Linked DNA regions of Homo sapiens: region 1 is linked to region 2. A link is a loop called in an ENCODE intact Hi-C map of the cell type or tissue named here. Cell type or tissue: endothelial cell of umbilical vein. All regions are shown on one strand. Each heading gives the region's core, and the rest is flanking DNA. Links, peaks and the distances in the headings are about the cores only. Region 1 has its middle 140 kb from the start of LINC00353. Region 2 has its middle 250 kb from the start of LINC00353.

Evidence for each region. A loop is a pair of places that touch in the nucleus more often than their neighbours do. Peaks named below come from ENCODE experiments on the same cell type or tissue, not always from the same donor. Only the 100,000 strongest peaks of a DNase experiment are listed, where the experiment ranks them.
Region 1: it touches region 2 in a loop (19-fold over the local background); 1 of 110 quality-filtered maps calls a loop at or near these places.

The regions. Positions count from the first base shown.
Region 1 is chr13:89,703,636-89,713,897 of GRCh38, reverse strand. No RefSeq gene overlaps it. Among named protein-coding and RNA genes, the nearest start is that of LINC00353, 140 kb to the right of the region's middle. In endothelial cell of umbilical vein, for the core only: no CTCF peak of the experiment used is centred there; no DNase peak of the experiment used is centred there.
Region 2 is chr13:89,807,717-89,817,978 of GRCh38, reverse strand. No RefSeq gene overlaps it. Among named protein-coding and RNA genes, the nearest start is that of LINC00353, 250 kb to the right of the region's middle. In endothelial cell of umbilical vein, for the core only: no CTCF peak of the experiment used is centred there; a DNase peak (open chromatin) is centred at 4,898; H3K27ac peaks cover 698 bases.

The DNA.
Region 1 (10,262 bases), core at 1,146-9,145, 100 kb after region 2:
AGAATTATCTGTCAATTGCTTATATTAAATATTTCCCATATCCATTACCTCCCTTGACTTCTGTCATTTACCCCTGGTATGTATTAATTCACGTAGTCAAATTCACTATTGAATGAAATAGCAGGCATTGTATCATTGTGCCTATCTAGGCATTGCAGCATATGGCAGATGAATACCATCTGCTGGGAACATGCTGGACTAGAAACTTCTCTGACACAGCTCTTGTGGATTATGGGCTTCTGGGCTAAATGATATTAAGCTAGGCTGTGTTGAAAACGCCCTATCAGTTAGTTGAATATTGTGGTGCATCATCACATTTAGCCTTATTAAAATTCGCTGATACAGAACACTGGAAGGCATTGCCACACATGACATTAACTGAAAGTGGGTCAACTTGGTTCTTACCAGTCTATTACACAAAATTTCTATGAAAATTGCTATTATTGTTGGTTAGATTCCAATTATTCATAATATCCATGAAATGGTTAGGACAATTTTCTGCTTAATATTGCTCTTCAGAATAATAGCAAGCTATAGAGCACAATGATAATTTCCTTAAGAAAGTAATTTCCAGAGAGTTATTTCTGGGCAATGTAGTCTTTGAGTTCATAAAAGTAAACACATGCATCCACTATATATATACACACACACATATATATTTATATGTATATATACATATAGACACACACTTATAAACACACATATTCTAACAAACCATAGGGAAGTTAAGTATAAAATAATTTTATTTAATTATAACATAGAACTATCATTAAATGCTGGCAGTCCTCACTTTGAATAGTATTATATTAACTGAAACTGGTGCAAATCAGAATTGTGTCTTTGCCTTGCACAGTTCCATGAAAACAAATTACCATAACTCGTGGAAAAGTGGGTGTCTATAGGCGCTAGGCTATAAATTTGGTTTACAAAAATTCCTGTGTTTTCCTTAAGTCACAAGATGGTTTAAATCCCTCTTTCCATATTATTTCAGCATATCTATATCACTTTAATCTACTGGTCCTGGTAATTCTAGTTTTATTCCTCTGTCTCCTGTTCCTTCTACACTACCAATACCATTGATTGAAAATTCTTTAAATTAAGAATCTTTGTCTTATTCTTTCTTGAATTTTAGCACAATAATTTAATATATTTTTGTCATGACCATATTCTTTTGATTTTTGTTATAATATTTTCTCTGAATATAATTTAACCATATGTAACTGTAGATACAAAAACAGCTTATTGTATTATAGCTCATTATTTTCATTATGTATTATAAATTCAGACATTCTATAACCCATTAATCATTCATGTTAGGCATAAATAATTATTTGTGAGCATATTACTAGTATATTTTAATTAATGTCAATAAGATGTTTGTCATATTTCGATCTAATTTTACCTCTTCCCTATTGCATTTTTAAAAATATACATATGACAAAACTTGAATACTGTTTTTTGTTTTCCACATGTTATTTCCTATTCTTTTACAAAAATGTGTGATTATATAATCTAGCAATTTTTCTTTTATTAAACCAACCTTGGACAGGCAAAATACTGCCTCATCAGTGGTCTCCATCATAGTCCACCGATCCCATATTTTTCCACTCTGTTGTGTGCACGTACTCAACACTTCTCAAAAATTATTTATCACATTATTATGAAACCAGGCAAAAGTCAATGGCACAGGTGCCTGCAGATACTAGTGGTTTATATCTCAAGAACATTCTGTGGCATCTTGCGCTCATAAGTTCTGCAGAGAAGTTCACTTTGAGAATAAAAGTTGATATATGCAAACTAGCTAGAAATATCTCAGAAGAGGAAGGCCAGATCCCAGACTCATTATGAGCCAAATAGGGAAGCAGAATGAAAAGAGAGGTGAAAAGTTTTCATGGGATTATATGGGGGAAAAACAGAGGGGTGCATGTGTGTGCGTGTGTGTGTGTGTGAGAGAGAGAGAGAGAGAGAGAGAGAGAAATCATACAAATTTAAACTAAAACTCAAGATAGAAATTTGAGGTAGGAATAATGTCCATCTACTTTGACCAAAAAGTATTAATTTAAATGTAATATTCAGGTTTTTCTTCCTTAGAAATTCTTGTTCAGAGCTTACTTACTTTGAAGCTTTCACTTGAGTTAATGAAGTACCGGAGCTGGTTTTAAATTTGATGTCTAATTCCCGGTATTTTATAATATTGTATTTAGTGTGAACAGGAAAATTGACTTGAATTTTTTAATGTTTATTTATTTATTTGAGACAGTCTCGCTCTGTTGCCAGGCTAGAGTGCAGTGGCTTGATCTCGGCTCACTGCAACCTCCGCCTCCCGGGTTCAAGCGATTCTCCTGCCTCAGCCTCCCGAGTAGCTGGGATTACAGGCGCCTACCACCACACACGGCTAATTTTTGCATTTTTAGTAGAGACAGGATTTCACCATGTTGGCCAGGCTGGTCTCGATCTCCTGACCTCGTGATCCTCCCTCCTTGGCCTCCCAAAGTGCTGGGATTACAGGCATGAGCCATCATGCCCGGCCTGAATGTTCTATTAATTTATAAACCTTTCTAAAAAGTTGAAAACATAAAAAATATAATCCACAATTCTACTATTCAGGCACAACTTTGTTTACTCTCTAGACATTTGTAACTTTACGTTTATTTCATGTTTTCTCTCTCTCTCTTTTTCTCTTCTTGTTGCTATCATGTACACAAATTATTCTGAATTTTTATTTAATTTTAAAATATTAAAATTTCAACATGCTACTCTATTTTGATGGCAGGACTTCTACATGATATATATTTTGAGAATATTACTTATTCTATGTTCAAAATATTTTGTCATATTATAATTTTGTGATATAGTGAATGAACATTTAAATGATCCTTTTTGCATACAGTATGTAAAAGCATTAATTATGATGAATCTGCAGAGGTAGGGTTTAGAGATCAAAATATGTTAACCTTTATATGTTCTTGAATTTTATTTTCAAACTGTTCAACAAATTGTTTTTCAAAAATTATCACTATCGTTTGATAACAAGTCTAGTCATTCTTTAACATGCCTGCTCACATCTCTCTCTCTCATCTATATCATAAATAATTATATTTCTTGTTTTAAATTCCTGCACGTCTCAATTACTAATGAGATGATATTTTGGATATGAATCCTACTGGATTCAGTATTGTAATTTCTTGGAAAGATTTTAAAGGGGAAATAAAAACTGGTTCTATTCCTTGGTTAGTGTAAAGAGAACACACACACACACACAATTTTAAAATTTCTTAATAAATTGCCTAGAGAAAGACACATAAATTGTTAGGTGCAAGATTGACAAAAAAGAATGTAGGAGCTGATATAAGCAAATAAACAGAGCTTTCTTCAGCTCACAGGTCATTGGGGAAACATGCCACTGTTGGTGTTCCTTTCTCTTCACGGTAGTGCATCGATAAATACAGAAGATGCCACACCCACCATATATTAAGATTCACATCAATACTCAGGAAGGAATCAAACAGTCTTAGTCTTAATATAACACATTTTGAAAAATGCAAAATATTCTTACCATCAAAACAAACTGAGTAATAACATGGACACCACTGTCCCCAGCAACCCCACAGCATATTGGGAGAAAGAGGAGGCAAATCTCACTGCACCAGTAACTCTGACTTCAGTTTTCTAGCATCCTAGGAAGTCCATTTATTCATAACTCATCCTTGATTGTGATTTAAGGCTTCTTGATTTGAGGCATTCTGAGTCAGATTCATACATTAATAATCACGATCAAAGCGTTCACCTAGTCCGTAGGGATCAGCATGGCTCCCTAATCCAGGGGTCCTAGTCATTTTGTGGGCACCTAATCATGGCTACTAATTCCCTTCTCATCTAAAATTTTTAGAAGGGTTTCTTTTTCCAGCACTGAATACTGCCTGATACTATTGACAGTCTTGTCACTTAATCAGAAAATATTATAACAATAATAAATGTAGTGTAAAAGGATGGATATGTATATAACAGGCGAAGTTTAACAAAAATACAGCATAACATGTACTATTTTATGGAAAATGCTTTATATTGTTTATCACTTATTTTAAGCAGGAAATTAACATGTAAGTAAGTTTTAAACATAATCTATAAAGAAATTTGTGGAATGTGGCCAAAGCTAAATTCATGAGCAAACCACAAGGTAAAATGGTGTTAACTAAAAATTGTCAATGTAAATATTCATTAGTTAGCCTTCTAAAGCCAGTCAAACATAGAAAATCAAAGATAAAACGAATGTAAGCAATTGAAATAAAAGATTACAAAAACGAAGTAATTCATTAAAAAATAGAGACAATAGGTTGATAATTACATACTAGGGAAACTATGTTTTCCAGTGTCAAGAAGAGAAAACACGAATGCTAGACTTTAAGATAAGAAGGGAATAATATTGTAAAAGGCTTATATAGTTACTAAAATCCAAATTGCAAGAAATAAAAATCAGGTAACCAATTTTAAAATGTTCAAACTCAACACATACAAAAATAAAATAATGATGTATCATAGTTTATTAAATTGCTGAACATTTTTACACAGGGATAAGCAAGGTTTGTGTATCTGAAAGATAAACATATACTTATAAAGTTGTTGGAAAAATAAATTTACACATAAAGCCTAGATAATTTGATAAGCAGAAGTTAAACTAACAAAATCTGAACAAAGACAAGCAACAAAATTTCTCATCTTAAAGTCTATTTTGATTGATATACACTGAGGAAATTTTGAATATAGGCCCTGTATTCCTTGGAATTGCTTCAATTGGAAAGCTAAATTTCAAATATGGATAAATTATTTAATGAATAAGCTTCAGCTATTTAAATAGCTACTATGTAACTGTTAATACAAAATGTTTTGAAAACATTTAATGGCATGCAAAAATGTTTACAATTTACTGAAAACCATGGTGGAGACCACATAGGCCCATTTTTAAGAATAAAACAATCGGCTGGGTGCGGTGGCTTACACCTGTCATCCCAGCACTTTGGGAGGCCGAGGCGGGTGGATCATGAGGTCAGGAGATCGAGACCATCCTGGCTAACACGGTGAAACCCCGTCTCTGCTAAAAATACAAAAAATTAGCCAGGTGTGGTGGCGGGTGCCTGCAGTCCCAGCTACTCGGGAGGCTGAGGCAGGAGAATGGCATAAACCCAGGAAGTGGAGCTTGCAGTGAGCTGAGATCGCGCCGCTGCACTCCAGCCTGGGCGACAGAGCGAGACTCTGTCTCAAAAATAAATAAATAAATAATAAATAAATAAATAAATAAATAAATATAGATAAAACAATCACACACATACATTAACAGTATTTTTAAACTAATTTTATTTGAAGTTATCCCTGGTCAATAAGGTTTATAATGATTTATAAATGTATTCATTTTATGTTTTTCTATGCTATCCTGTTCCTAATTAAGATCATATTATTTTATAAGATAATGCTTATTGTCAAAAGTTCTTATCCTGTCATCTTCTGAAAGCTGGTTTCTGTGCTTATTAATAGAGCAACATGGAAAATAGTTTTTCTCACATCGAGAAAGCACCACTCCCCACTACGTATCTTTCCCTCTCCTTTAGGAATCATGCTGAGAAGACTCCTTAGTGTACATGTCTCATCGACCTTTGGAGATTAATTTTGAAAAGAGAATTTTTATGTCAGTACATGAATTCCTTGTCAGTAAAAATGAAACTGTGCGTCAATGGATTTCTATTCCAGATGACTGAGCAAATTACCAGCTGTGTGACTTTAATATCTCAACATCTCAACTTCATTTCTTAAGCTTTAAAAAGAGAGTTAGAGAAGATAATCTCGAGAATTTCTATTACTGGAATCTCATGCTCGATATTGGGAAAGGGAGACGGCGGTTTTTAGATGCTGTAAATAGTACTTCAGTAAACCTCCATCTACATGGATTCCTGCACATCAGGATTCTTTTCTCTCCTGGGTAGGATCCTGACATGGGATTTTTGGACCACAGGAGATTATATACAAATATACATGCATATGTATCACATATAACATACGTAATATATAAGGTCATTAATACAACACAATTACAATAATAAATTAATATTATTAAATATTTAATACATGTTAGCATATTTCTTTCTGAAAAGGTTACAGCTTGTTAAGTTCTACCAATGTATATGGAAGTGTCTTCTTCCTTACAATAGATGCCAGAAAATCAAGTTAAATTATTATTAATACATGTTGGCATATTTATTTCTGAAAAGGCTAGTGCTTGTTAAGTTCTACCAATGTGTATGGAAATGTATTCTTCCTTACAATAGCTGCCAGAAAATCAAGTTAAATTATTATCTTTCCTAATTGTTGCCATTCTGAAGACTATACAATTATGTTGTATATTTTCTTCATTTTTATTTGCCTATGGAGTAGTGATTCTGAGCAGCTTCTCCTATTTTCTTGCCCAGCTCTCCTCTGAACTGTCTACTCATATTCCTCCTTACTTCCAGTTAAGAACTATGGATCACTGTTTTTGGAAGAGTTGTGATGGCACTAGAAGATTCTGATTCAAAATCAGAGCTTTACAGAGAGCATGATGGTGGTTACCACAGGCTGGGAGTAGCGGGAAGGGGAAGATGTTGGTCAAAGGATACAATGTTTCAGTTAGACAGGAGGAATAAAGGATAAGTTTTTGAGGGGATGAATTGTTAATTAGCTTGATTCAATCATCCCACATTTGTTTGTGAGTGCGTGTGTATGTATGTGTGTGTGTGTGTATATATATATATAGATATACATATACATATATATATAATAGCATCACTTTGCACCCCATAAATATATAGAATTATAATTCTCCAATGTGAAATGGAAAAATAGCACTGTAAAAGTAATTATAATTATTTTATTTAGTTAAAAATTAAAATAAGGATTATATTTTATGGATATAAATGGGAATAAATTTTGCTCAAGCTATTTCCTGCATATATTGGTCACTTACGTGCTACTGTCAGATCTATACACACACACACACACATACACACTCCCACAAGCATAGAAATAATATATATAAATACTTTGCACACAGTTTTACATACAAAACTATATGCAATGTCAAACCACATTTTAGTAGACTGATGCAAAGATATGGTACAGAGAGCATGACAGAGAACTAGAACCTGAAGAAAAATATGGCCCAAGACTTTTTCCCAGTTGTGGAGTTCCTAATTGACGATTAAGGACGGTGAGACTGCAACAAAACCTTTAAGAACAGAGTGAAATAAAGGTTAGCTACACAATCATGCAAAAACAGGTAAAATGTGTTTATGGAAGCACGGAGCTGACCAAGAACTAGGAAAGGGGAGGGGTAGAAAAAACAGAGGGACAAGGAGAAGGAAATAGAACATGGTAAGATAAATGAAGTCTGAGGAAAAATACAGCCAGAGACAAACTCCCAGCTGCAGGGTTTCTACTTGACTCCAAGATCAGGGTTTTCTACAGAACTAGTATATTTTAAGAGTATCTTGTTGGTACAACATAAACTTTCCTTGGTACATCTCTTGCTACACATATACCTTGAGTGAATAATGTGGGGAAAAATAATAGAAAGGACCCTTATTCTGTGTCTCAGTCAAGAACAAGGAGAAAACGTGGCTGTGAATGCAAAGTGAATGTGATTTAAGGAAAAACAGGGAATTGAGAGCCAGAAATGGATAAATTGCTATTTTAGGCATCTTACATTTTAAGTGGAAGAAATCTTGGTAGTTTGAAATGCAGAACTAGTCTTGTAATGAAGATCAGGAGAGGATATATTGGCACGGAGTTATTGTTTCATTGGGTGACAGTGGGAAGTGCTCCTGAACAAAGAATTTCCGAAAGAGCGAGAGCTTCAGGTAACATCCAGATTATGAAGTCAATACTGAAATGATGGTTTTGAGATAAACACCTTTTAAATCATTAAAATTATAAAATTCTGTTCAGTACATATGTGATGGTTAATACCAAGTGTCACCTTGATTGGATTGAAGGATGCGAAGTATTGTTACTGCGTGTGTCTATGAGGGTGTGGTCAAAGGAAATGAACATTTGTGTCAATGGACTGGGAAAGGCGGGACCACACTCAATCTGGGTGGGCACCATCTAATCAAGCTGCCAGCACAGCTAAAATACAGCAGGCAGAAGAAAAGTGGAATTAGCAGACTTGCTGAGTCTTCTAGCCTTCATCTCTCTCCTATGCTACATGCTTCCTGCCCTCAAAAGTCAGGCTCCAAGTCCTTCAGCTTTTGACTCTTGGATTTACACCAGTGGTTTGCCAGCAGTTCTCGGGCCTTTGGCCAAAGACTGAAGACCGCACTGTTGGTTACCCTGCGTTTGAGGTTTTGGGACTCAGACTGGCTTACTTGCTCCTCAGCTTGCAGACGGCCTATTGTGGGACTTCACCTTGTGATAATGTGAATTAATAAACTCCCCTTCATATATAAATCTAGCCTATTAGTTTTTCTGTCCCTCTAGAGAAACCTAATACAACATATCTAGTACTTAATATAGTTTTTAACATTAAAATTGGGAAGACATGTGGTAAATAGAAAGAACCCAAGAATGTTCCAAAAATGGCTTCATTCCCCAGGCTGGCAAACAAATACGGTGCTTTTTGTTTCTGTTTTTCTGAGATTTAAGAACATTATCTTTGTGCAATTTTATTGATTACCACATGAGAGAAAAATAGGAACACTTATAATGAGAAATCTAAAACATTACTATATAAAGGGGAAACTACTATTCTTTGATGTCTTTGCAGAGATAAAATTATTCAAGTATTTAATAAAAACTATGTTTTCAAAGGCATGTTATTTGTGGATTCAATAATGAAATTCAAAAATAGAAATAGTGATTGTATTTCAAGTAGTGAATGCAAATGTTCTCAGTGACATCTGTTTCCATTGTTTTATTAGCATATACGTTTTAATTCCATTCTAAAAGTATGCATTTATATTCTCAAAGTTATCTTTTTAAATTTTTTCTTTATATTGTCTGTCAGTAGAGAGAGTAATGATGTGTATTATTTGCAATCTATTGGCATATTAAGGCGACAACAAAGAGTCGTAGTATATGTATAGAGTCCTGGTACAACATTTATTAAAGCTAACATTGTTATGTGCTCCAATCTTTATATTGTAACTTTTGTTTTGAAAATGTTAGCTGTTTATTTCCATAAAATAAAATAAATAATCCCAATACATTATGTGAACGTCTTTAAATTCCCAAGAGCTATGATTGTTTTTTCCATTTTACACAGCAATAACTTTATTGATTTCAAGAATAAATGAATATATCACTTTAGAAATTATTAGATTTATAGTAAAAGAAATACTTGTCTCCTAATAAAAACTCATACATAATAATTCTTCACTTATAAACATGATGTACTACTCTACACTTTTTCTCTGATTTTCAAATTTGCTAAATATACCAAGAACATTAATCAATGTGCTATTCTTAAAATGTTAAATTTTTTAAAGTACTATATGAACACTGTAATTTTCTCCAAAAATGTTGGGTACATTAAATAACCAAGGCTAGTGGCCTTTCAAATAAGTTTTTTTATTAATATAATGAACTATTAAAATTTAATATTTTATTGTAATATAATTTTAAATATATGACTAATAAAAATAAAATAATTAATATTAACAGGTAATATTTCATTTAATAATAGAGATATTAATAAATATTAGTTTCAGATAAATCCATAACTAAACTTTAATGCTCATAAAATAACTCATAGTAACATACATCAGTTATGTTAATATAAATCAGTTTATAAGGCAAAATAATGTGAAACAACACTTATTTCATATTAGTGATATGGTTTGGGTGTCCCCACCCAAATCTCACTTTGATTGTAACAATTCCCGCCATCCTGTGTCAAGGGCAGGGCCAGGTGGAGATAACTGAATCTTGGGAGTGGTTTCTCCTATACTGTTCTCATAGTGAATATATCTCATGAGATCTCATGGATCTCATATATTTATAAGTGGGAGTTCCCCTGCACACACGCTCTTTCCTGCCGCCATGTAAGACATCCTTTTGCTCTTCCTTCATCTTCCTCCATAATTGTGAGGCCTCCTCAGCCATGTAGAACTGTGAGTCCATTAAACCTCTTTCCTTTATACATGACCCAGTCTTGGGCATGTCTTTGTTAGTACCCTGAGGACAGACTAATACAAATAGGTATAGTAAAGAAACGCTTCTTGAATACGATATAAAAATTT
Region 2 (10,262 bases), core at 1,616-9,615:
TTGGGGATTAACATGGGCTCCTCATTACTTATGCAAATTTCTGCAGCCAGCTTGTATTTCTCCTCAGAAAATGGGATTTCCTTTTCTATTGCATTGTCAGGCTGCAAATTTTCCAAAACTTGTATGCTCTGCTTCCCTTATAAAACTGAATGCATTTAACAGCACCCAAGTCACTTCTTGATTGCTTTGCTTCTTAGAAATTTCTTCCGCCATATACTCTAAATCATCTCTCTCAAATTCAAAGTTCCATAAATCTCTAGGGCAGGGGCAAAATGCCATCAGTCGCTTTGCTAAAACATAACAAGAGTCACCTTTGCTCTGGTTCCCAACAAGTTTCTCATCTACATCTGAGACCGCCTCAGCCTGGGTTTCATTGTCCATATCATATTCTGTGTTTTGATCAAAGCCATTCTGCAAGTCTCTAGGGAGTTCCACACTTTCCCACATTTTCCTGTCTTTTTCTGAGCCCTCCAAACTGTTTCAACCTCAGCCTGTTACCCATTTCCAAAGTCACCTCCACATTTTCAGATACCTTTTCAGCAGCATCCCATTCTACTGTTACCAATTTACTATATTACCCTGTTTTCACGCTGCTGATAAAGACATATCTAAGACTGGGCAGTTTACAAAAGAAAGAGATTTAATGGACTTACAGTTCCACATGGCTAGGGAGGCCTCACAATCACGGTGGAAGGGAAGGAGGAGCAAGTCACATCTTACATGGATGGCTGCAGGCAAAAAGAGAGAACTTTTTCAGGAAAACTCCCATTTTTAAAACTATCAGATCTCATGAGACTCATTCACTATCACAAGAACAGCACAGGAAAGACCCACCCCCATAATTCAATCACCTCCCGCTAGGTTCCTCCCACAACATGTGGGAATTACAATTCAAGATGAGATTTGGGTGGGGACACAGCCAAACCATATCAGCTGGGACTACAGACTACCACCATGCCTGGCAAATTTGTGTTGTTGTTTTTGTGGAGATTGGGGTCTCACTATACTGCTCAGGCTGGTCTCAAAATCCTGACCGCATGTGATCATCCCACTTCAGTCTTCCAGAGTGCTAGGATTACAGGCATAGCTATCACACCTGGAATTGCATTGTAAAGTTGTTTGCATTAAGTTCATTATACACATATAAAATGATTAATTTGTTCAGAGGTGTTTACTATTTTTTTCTTTTAGATATTTTATGCAGTGTTTCTGTTTTGTGTTACCTTATTTATATATATGTGTTTATATATGTATATTATGGAGATATCTCCATTATATATATAATACATAATATATAATATATAGCTCCATTACATATATATATATTACAGATTTTGATATATATATATTATATATCTCATAATCTACTGAGCTGTTCACTTGTTAGGCCAATTGTGTGACATAATACTATATTTATCACTAACACCTAATTGTCTTGGGAATTAAAATTTTTAGAATGCTTTTTTTTTTAAAAAAATGAAAGATAATTACAAAAAGTGATCTTTATATTTTTTATCTGCTACTTGTTTTTTATTATACATTAAAGGATTGGTTTTTGTTAGGTATTTAGCACATTCAGTAGTACAATTCTGCTTCAGTTTTATTATTTAGTCTATTTCCTAGAATATGCAAGTTTGAGGGGAAAAATAATGTGAAATTAAGCAGTGCAGTGAGAAAATGTCTTCCAAAGGGTAATGCCTGTGTCTTCTGCATGGTAATAACTTCAGTGGCAGACTACTGATTATCTAATTGTGATACTTTTAATTAAATTCTGTATTCACACACCTCAAAGGGAATGTGATCACTTTTGAAGTAATACATTCACTGTTTTTCTAGTACAAACTGTGCCTAATGTTTTAATTCTTTAGTCTAAATGGGATCCTCAGAGACAGATGCAGTGCCTTCATCAAAATACATGCTCATATCCTCATGGTTGGCAGCCAAAGGGCCCTAAACCTTTGTTCCTTACTTAGGATTTTAAAAATAAAGTAAGCTCAGCTTCTTTTACTTCATTTAGATCTTGCCAAGTGCCTCAGAGAGACTTTGTTCAACTGTCATTTTCTTAATGAAGACTACGTTGCCATCTTATTTAAAACCTGATATCACCCTAATTATTAAAATCTCCATTACTCTGCTCTATATTTTCACATAGGATGTAAAACCTTCTTAAGATTTCAGTGCCATATATTTAGTTATTACATGTATTTTTGTTATCTATTGACAAGTGTCTTTTAATCTATTTTGTTTCTTTTTATATTCTAATCACTTAAGAATGTGTCTTAAGCACAAAAAATACTCTATAGATAGTCACTAAATAATCTGTCCTTAAATGAATATATTTAAAATATAATTTTAGACTTGGGTCTGAATTTGCAAATATAATATTTAGTTAAAATGATGCTATATTCTTTCCAAATAGTGATACAATATAAACGTCATAATGGCAGGAGAGTGGATTCCATTTTTAGGAAAGACATAAATCAAATTAGCAATTTATTTTCTCAACCTTAGAAACACTTCTGATTTTGAGACTTTTTTTCAGGATTATGCATTTCCTACTACCAATCTCTTTCCTGGAAACAAGTTCGACTTGAGAGCCCCATCAAATCAAGGCCTATGCTTGATTTTTTTCTTTCATCCTTAGTATTAGCACTTTACCTTATTCACCATGTTCTTAATTATTTGAATAAAAGAACCCACTTCTGAAGCTAGTACACATATAGTCATTATCAGAAAATCAGTCTTTTTTCTTTGTATTCCAAATAAAATAAAGATGTTTATTTGTTTTGATTTTATTGTGTAGGAAGTTTCTCAGCATCTTTTAATTTTTTTTTACTATTTCTAACATAAATATATCACTGAACCCACTCCCCCATCTTTTACTTATACCTCTGCCAAAAAAAGAACTTGTGATGTTATTCTACAGAAGCAATCACCTTATGATCTATCTATAACTATCATCTCTCTGTCACTTTTTTCAGAAATTGAAAGCTATGTTACCCTTCTACTTTACATTGCAAAGTCTAGGGAGGGGAGATAGAGCCATTGCAAGGTGACTTTATCATTCACAATATGTGATTATGATAGCAGTCATAAATATGCTACTTAGATCATGCATATCATCTCTTGACTCTGGTGGTAATTCCCTAAGATATTAAAACTACAACACCCAATTTTGAAAGCAGTGTATGTGGCTAGAAGTTACAATAAATTAATCAATGAAAACACATATTTCATTAAATGAGACATCATAACAAGATGGAGGATGTCAAAAGAACTGCACATGTTCTTACAATGATCTTACAAGATTCTTCAGGAAAATATATCACAAATATATGGAAAGGTTTGAAATACTAGAAATGCCACTACAGCTGTATTAGTTTCTAACAGATGCTGAAACAAAATAGCACAAACTAGTGACTTAATACACTTATTCTCTCAGTTTTGGAGTCTAGAAGTCTAAAATCAAGTTGTCAACAGGGCTATGCTCTCTTTGAAGGCACAAGAGGAAGAATCTTTCCTTACCTCTTTCTAGGTTCTGGTGATTGCCAACAAACTATGTCATTCCTTTCCTTATAGATACATCATTCTAATTTCTGCCTCCATCTTCACATAGCCTCACCTGTGTGTCTGTGTCTAAATTTCCCTCTCTTTACAAAGATAGCAATCATCGGATTGGGGCCCACCCTAAAAAAAGTATGACTTTATCTTAATGATCTCTGCAAAGACCCTATTTCCAAATAAGATCACATTTACAGGTGATAGAATTAGAAGTTTGACATATTTTTTTTTCAAGAGACGAAATTCAACCAGAAATGGTGGCCTATGACTCAAAATGTCAATTATTCCTTCTGTGGAAGAAATTTCAATATATTCATATTTTAGCCCTGGCTACTCTCTTTATCTCCTGTCTGGTGCCCGACACTCTGTTTGTAGAGTTTTATGGGGATAGGGATAAAGTCATAGGGAAAAGAGGTGAGCAGAATTAGACATTCTGGCTGAAGTTTGGTTCTGGTGCTGGAATCTCTGGGTAAATTTAGGTAAAGTTGTTGCCCAAAGAGGCTACAAGCTAATTAAATTCATTAAATAAAAGCTGTATTTAAAGCCATTACCAAGGAAAAGTACTGATGTTCAAAACCACTGAATTATTATAGCTGTTCAGGAGCAGACTACAGGATGAAAAAAAAAAAAAAAAAAAAAAACGGAAATAAAGCCCAAAGTTGACAAGAGAGAAAAATGGAAAAATTTTAGGAAATGGAGTATGTTTATGAATTGTTTTTGACCTGGACAGCCTGGGTTTTACTTTGACCAGACATTGTCTTGTATACGAGTTGTTCATTACTATACTGCATTTAGATCTGGTAGCTCTCAAGCTATATTTTCAATATAAGAATATTTTTAAATAAATGAGCACACTGTCATCTAAATAGCAACTTATCAAAATGAATGTCATACGTATGACCTAAAAATGAAAAGCTTGATTTAATCAGTTTCTATTTTATGATTAAAAATAAAACCATGCCTTCTCTCTTCTAACTTCTATTTTCCAGACAGTTGTTAAGTAAGTTTTTGTGTGCCTTTCCTTTCCTGTTTTCTTTCCCATTGTCCTCATCCCAAATCAGCTTTTCTGTACCTCTCACTCTGACTCTTGTAAAGGCTTGATTGACAATTAGCTTGCCAACACCAGTTGTTTTTTCTGCTCTAATTCACCCTTTAAAGTTCCACTTGAAGATTGATCTCTCTAAAACACATCTCTGATCAAAATCCCCTGATTAAATTAAGCTAAAAAAAACCTCTTCAGAGTGTTTCAAAATGTGATCTAAACCACTTTCCATTGGTAGTATCTACTCACTATTTATAACCTTTGTGAAAATAAACATGGCTTATGCTTTCCCTTCCTCATGCATTTACATCCTCTAGAAATAATGTGTCATCTACATTTCCGTTTGTTAAAATCCTTCCTGTTTTCCACGATTTGGCCAGAGAATAATAATGTTTCATTGCTCACACAAATGCTGTGGAAAAGTCCATCAACACTACCCATGTATTAATCTATCCTTTAAATCAATTCAATTTATTCTTGCAGAAATCAATTCTCACAGAAATCAATCTGTGATATTCTGCAAGTGTCGTTTCACATGCAGGTTATTTACATAGTGTTTTGTAGTTACGGACTTCTAATCTAAGGTTTGTGCAATCCTCCATCTCACTTAATTCCTGCTATTAGTTTTAATATACTGGATTTTTGAAAATTTGCTTTGCTAAACATGGAAATTGTTTTCTCATTTTGAAAATATGATGGATTTCCTTATTCTAGAGATCATAGAGGTAGTCTTCAGACAAAAATATGAGACATACTTTGTGAATTTATATCTTGAAATGAGTGTTTCAAAGATTTGGTTAGTATTTGGCAAATACTATCAAAAAATGGTAACAGTATTACCTTCTTACATTTATGGAAGACATCCTGATATCTACATGATGATAATGCTATATGATGAAGGTAGTTTAGTGAGGGAGCATGATCTCCAAAGAATGTTTTGACATGGTTTAAATGTGTGTCTCCTCTGAATCTTATGTTGAAATGTAATCCCTAATGTTGAAAGTGGGGCCTAGTGGGAGGTATTAGATCATGGAGGCAGATCCGTCATGAATGGCTTAGTGCTATTCTCTTGGTGATGAGTAAGTTTTTGCTCTGGTAGTTCAGCAAGATCTAGTTGCTTAAAAGAGTATGGCACCTCCCCACTTTCTCTTCTTTCTCCCTATCTCACCATATGCTGTGTCTGCTCCTGCTTTACGTTCTGCCATGAGTAAAAGTTCCAAGGCCAAGATGGAACAATTTGTAATGGCTTTTAGAAGCAAGGAAATGTTGACCACTTTTTCATCTTAAGGGGGATAACATTTAAATGAATAAATAGGTTTTGCTTGAGTATTTGAGTAAAAACATGTATTTAGAAGGATGCTTCTCTGAAAAGCACATGGGCTTAGAGTTGTAAGGAGTACTGGCAAAGGCTGACAGGGTGAGTGGAGAGTGGGAAATCTGGTTGCAGGTGAAGACTTGTGGAAGATGTTTCCAGTGCAACTTGTGATAAGGAATGATTACTATGGAAGATTTATTATCTGATAATCAAGGAAAATAGGAATTACATTCATAGTAAAATTATAAGATTACTAGAGTAACATCAGGGGGTAGTATGACAGAATTGAGATTCCTAGAAATTAGAAAACCACATTTTGTTAATCAGTGAAGGAGAAGAAACCCAAAGATCAGCCATTGAAGAGCATGCTCAGTCCCAATTCCTGCTATCCTTTCAAATAACCATAAATATTTATTCTATAACACATACTTTACATAGACACAACCAAGTGATACAAGTTGAAAGATATTTAGCATTCTGTATCCAGTGCTTGTACCTTTACCTTTCCTCAAATGTAACATTCTGCAATAATTATCAGAAAGATGTTATCAATTAAAGGCTATAAGGAGGAGCATAACTCAGGCACCATGTATGTAAATAATAAAGGAATCAAATTACATGGGTCCAAATTGATTAAAGGTGTGTGTCTCAAAGTGTCTTATGAGATCTAGAAAACATGTCTCCTTTATATTAAAAAAGAGCATTATCTTTCCTCTTCCACCAATACTATCACTTTTAAATAGTATGAATAATATTTTTAGCTCACATATTCTATGTCAAATGTAACCAAGAGAGGAATAAATTAGCAACATACATAATCATTACTACTGATTAATATACACTGAGACGTATGAGATCTAGAGAACATATCTCTTTTAAATTAAAAAAAACTTCTTCAGCATTATTTTCCATCCTCCAGAAATATGATCTTTTTGAATACCAAGAAAAATATTTTTAGCTCACATTTTCTATGTAAATCTAGCCAAGAAAAGGAGAAATTAGGAACATATATAATCATTACCACTGATTAACTTTCTGATGCATGAAGACTAGAAAATAATTTTTTATCTAAAAATCAATCACAATTTTTAATTAACGTATTTAATAAAACCATTGTTCCAACAACTGAGAAAATATTTTGCAAAATGTCTCAAAAAGAGAGAAAGTTGGAAAAATAATAGGAAAGTATAAAATTATCTATTCTTAGACATATAGAAACAAAATGCAAAATAGTATACTGGACTGACAACTGCGAGCTTCTTCCAAAAAGCACCGAAACAATCTGTTGATCAATCAAAGGGAAGTTATGTAACCTAATAAAGTAAGGGAGAAACTAGACTGTGTGATTTTACAGTGGTGTTTGTAAGGTAGGCAATGGCCTGGTATTAGGTTGCTTTTGTGACATGCTAGCTTTGACCAGGTGGACACGGAAAGTAGAGGGAGCCTGCATGAGCAAGCTGGCAGTCTTCATGATGCATCTGTTTTATTTGATTCAGACCTATGCTCCAAGGTCAAATATATTTATTTTGGAGGTAATAGCTAAGATATTTCTGCTTGTTCTCACTTTTTTTTTTACCAATGGGGAAAAGATTATATTTGTTTCAGTTCTCAGTATTCAGCGCAAATCAGAATTAGGAGCTCAGCAATTTATTATTTACAAAAAGCAATGGGCGATTTTCTTATATGCAAAGTGAGAGCAAGGCTCTCTATCCGATCAGCAGTTGTAGATATTAAAAGTAATAACGTGTAAAATTTCTGAAAAATAGTGCTCACCAAAGTTTTATTTTATTACACCCACATGCATATACATATATGGTATATATCCAGTAGAAAAATCCATTAGATGTCGGCCGGGCACTATGGCTCACGCCTGTAATTCCAGCACTTTGGGAGGCCAAGGCGGGCGGATCACGAGGTCTGGAAATCGAGACTGAGACCATTCTGACTAACACGGTGAAACCCCGTCTCTACTAAAAATACAAAAAATTAGCCGGGCGTGGTGGCGGGCGCCTGTAGTCCCAGCTACCTGGGAGGCTGAGGCAAGAGAATGGCGTGAACCCAGGAGGCGGAGCTTGCAGTGAGCCGAGATCGCACCACTGCACTCCAGCCTGGGTGACAGAGTGAGACTCCCTCTCAAAAAAAAAAAAAAAAAAAAGAAAAGAAAAGAAAAATCCATTAGATGTCATTTATGTTATAACAAATATTTTTATAAGAATGATAGATATTGTAAAAATATGACCACTATATGTAAGAAAAACATAAAAACAATTACTGATTATTGCACCACCCAAGATGAATATTTAACAATTGTTTTGTTGTCTTCCATCTGCATCTGTATATGAATCTATCTGTAATTTATCTATATAAATATTTATATAACCAGACTTTTAAAAATACTGTCTTCACTCTTTTTCTAATACATTTCCTTTTTAAAATATATATGTATCCGAATTTTATTCTAGTTTATTTTATTCTAGTTTATTTTGCTACTCTATTCCTTATCACCACTGATAAAAATGTAGTGTGTACTTTTTTCTTTTTTTAAATACAAATACTCTTGCTATGATTATAATTTTGCCTGTATTTTGATATACATTCTAAAAAGTCTTTAAGTGATCTGAGTAAAATTTAGTCACAGGGCATGTACACTTTCAAATAAACTAAAATTTTTCAAATTATTCCAGATAATTACTTACTTTCCCCAGCCGCATATTAAAGTTCTTTTTGCTCCACATCCTTGCCAAAGTTAGACCCTAAAAATTGTTCTGTTTCTAATGGAGATGAAATTACATCTCATCATAATTTTTATTGAAATTTCTTATTTCTCCTGAAGTTGAACATCCATGAATATGTTTATTTACCATTTGTATTTTCTATTCTGTTGATGACATGTTTTTAACTGTTTCCAGTTTTTCTAGTGAGTTGTTAATATCTTGATACTGATTTGTAGAAGTTGTTTACTTATGTTCTGGTCACTAATATTTGTTAGCTGTACATTTGCAAATGTATTTTTAGTAAGTGGCTTTTTTCTTTTTCAAGATGTCTTTTCATAAACAGAATTTTATATTTTAATATAAAAATGTATTTATTTTAAATGTTTGTGCTGCTTTTAGTGTTATTTAAGAAATACATTAACTAATCTTTTTGGCCATAGCTCTAACTTTATTAATTTAAATCCTTCTTTAAGCTCTAGCAACTGAACTTTTGTGTGTGGGAAAAAATATTCTGATGCTCCCTTGTAAATAGATAATTAATTGTTCCAGCACCATTTTGTGAAAATATGAGTTTTTTCCAATTGCCTGCAATATAAATGTAGGTTCTCAGGTGTGTTACATTGCCATATTTATCTATTCCTGTGTAAATACCACATTTCCTCATTACTGTACTTTGATAATATGTCTAGCTTTTTGGTAAGGAAATTCTATAATCTTGTGCTTCTTCTAAACATGATTAGTTTTCTTGTTCTTCTGTTTTTCCCTAGAATCAACATTTCAAGTCTCATGAAAAATTCTCTCCGCATTTTGATTAAAATTGCCCTAGTTTCATAGATTAGTTCGAGGAAGAAATGACAATTTTACCGTACTGACTCTTCCTACCCATGAACGTGGTTATCATTCTACTAATTAGGTCATCTATATATTTTTCTGAAATTTCTTCATAAATATTATAGAAGTCCATTGTTAGATTTATCGTTGTACCACTTATAATTTTGATTTTATTTAAATAATTTAATTTTATAAACTATATATTCTAGTGCTTTAAGACTGGAGCATATCAATGCAATTTTTAAAATTAATTAAAATCAGACCAAAAATCTGTTGCAGTCTATTTTCATATTTAATACTCTGTACCTTTTTCCTGGGTTTCCTGAGTAGACAATCAGAATAAATAATAATAACGCTAGGCAGTTATTGTCCTACTCTCTCAAGTGAATCTGACCTACATGCTTTTTAGTTTAACAATTATGATATATACAATGAACTGCATATCCATACACTTTAGTATAATTTATTGAGTCAACAAAACAATCTGACTAGTTAGATTTAGTTTACATATAAAGAAACTAAACCATAGCAACTTGTTCAAAGCAACGAAGCTGGTATATGTTAGAGTTAGTATGTAAAACCAGGCACGTGGGTCAGAAAGTCAACACTTCTAGCCCCTTTGTTATACTTCTTCACACTGCATATTAAATGTCTATAGAGTTGCTATGGGTACAGATAAAAGTGATTTGTTCCTGTCAAATATGTGGGATTTTTAGACAAACACACAAGCATATGTTCTAAGAGAGGTCCAAACAATGTTAGAGTGCCACATCTAGGTGAAATTTGTGGAGTAGGTGGC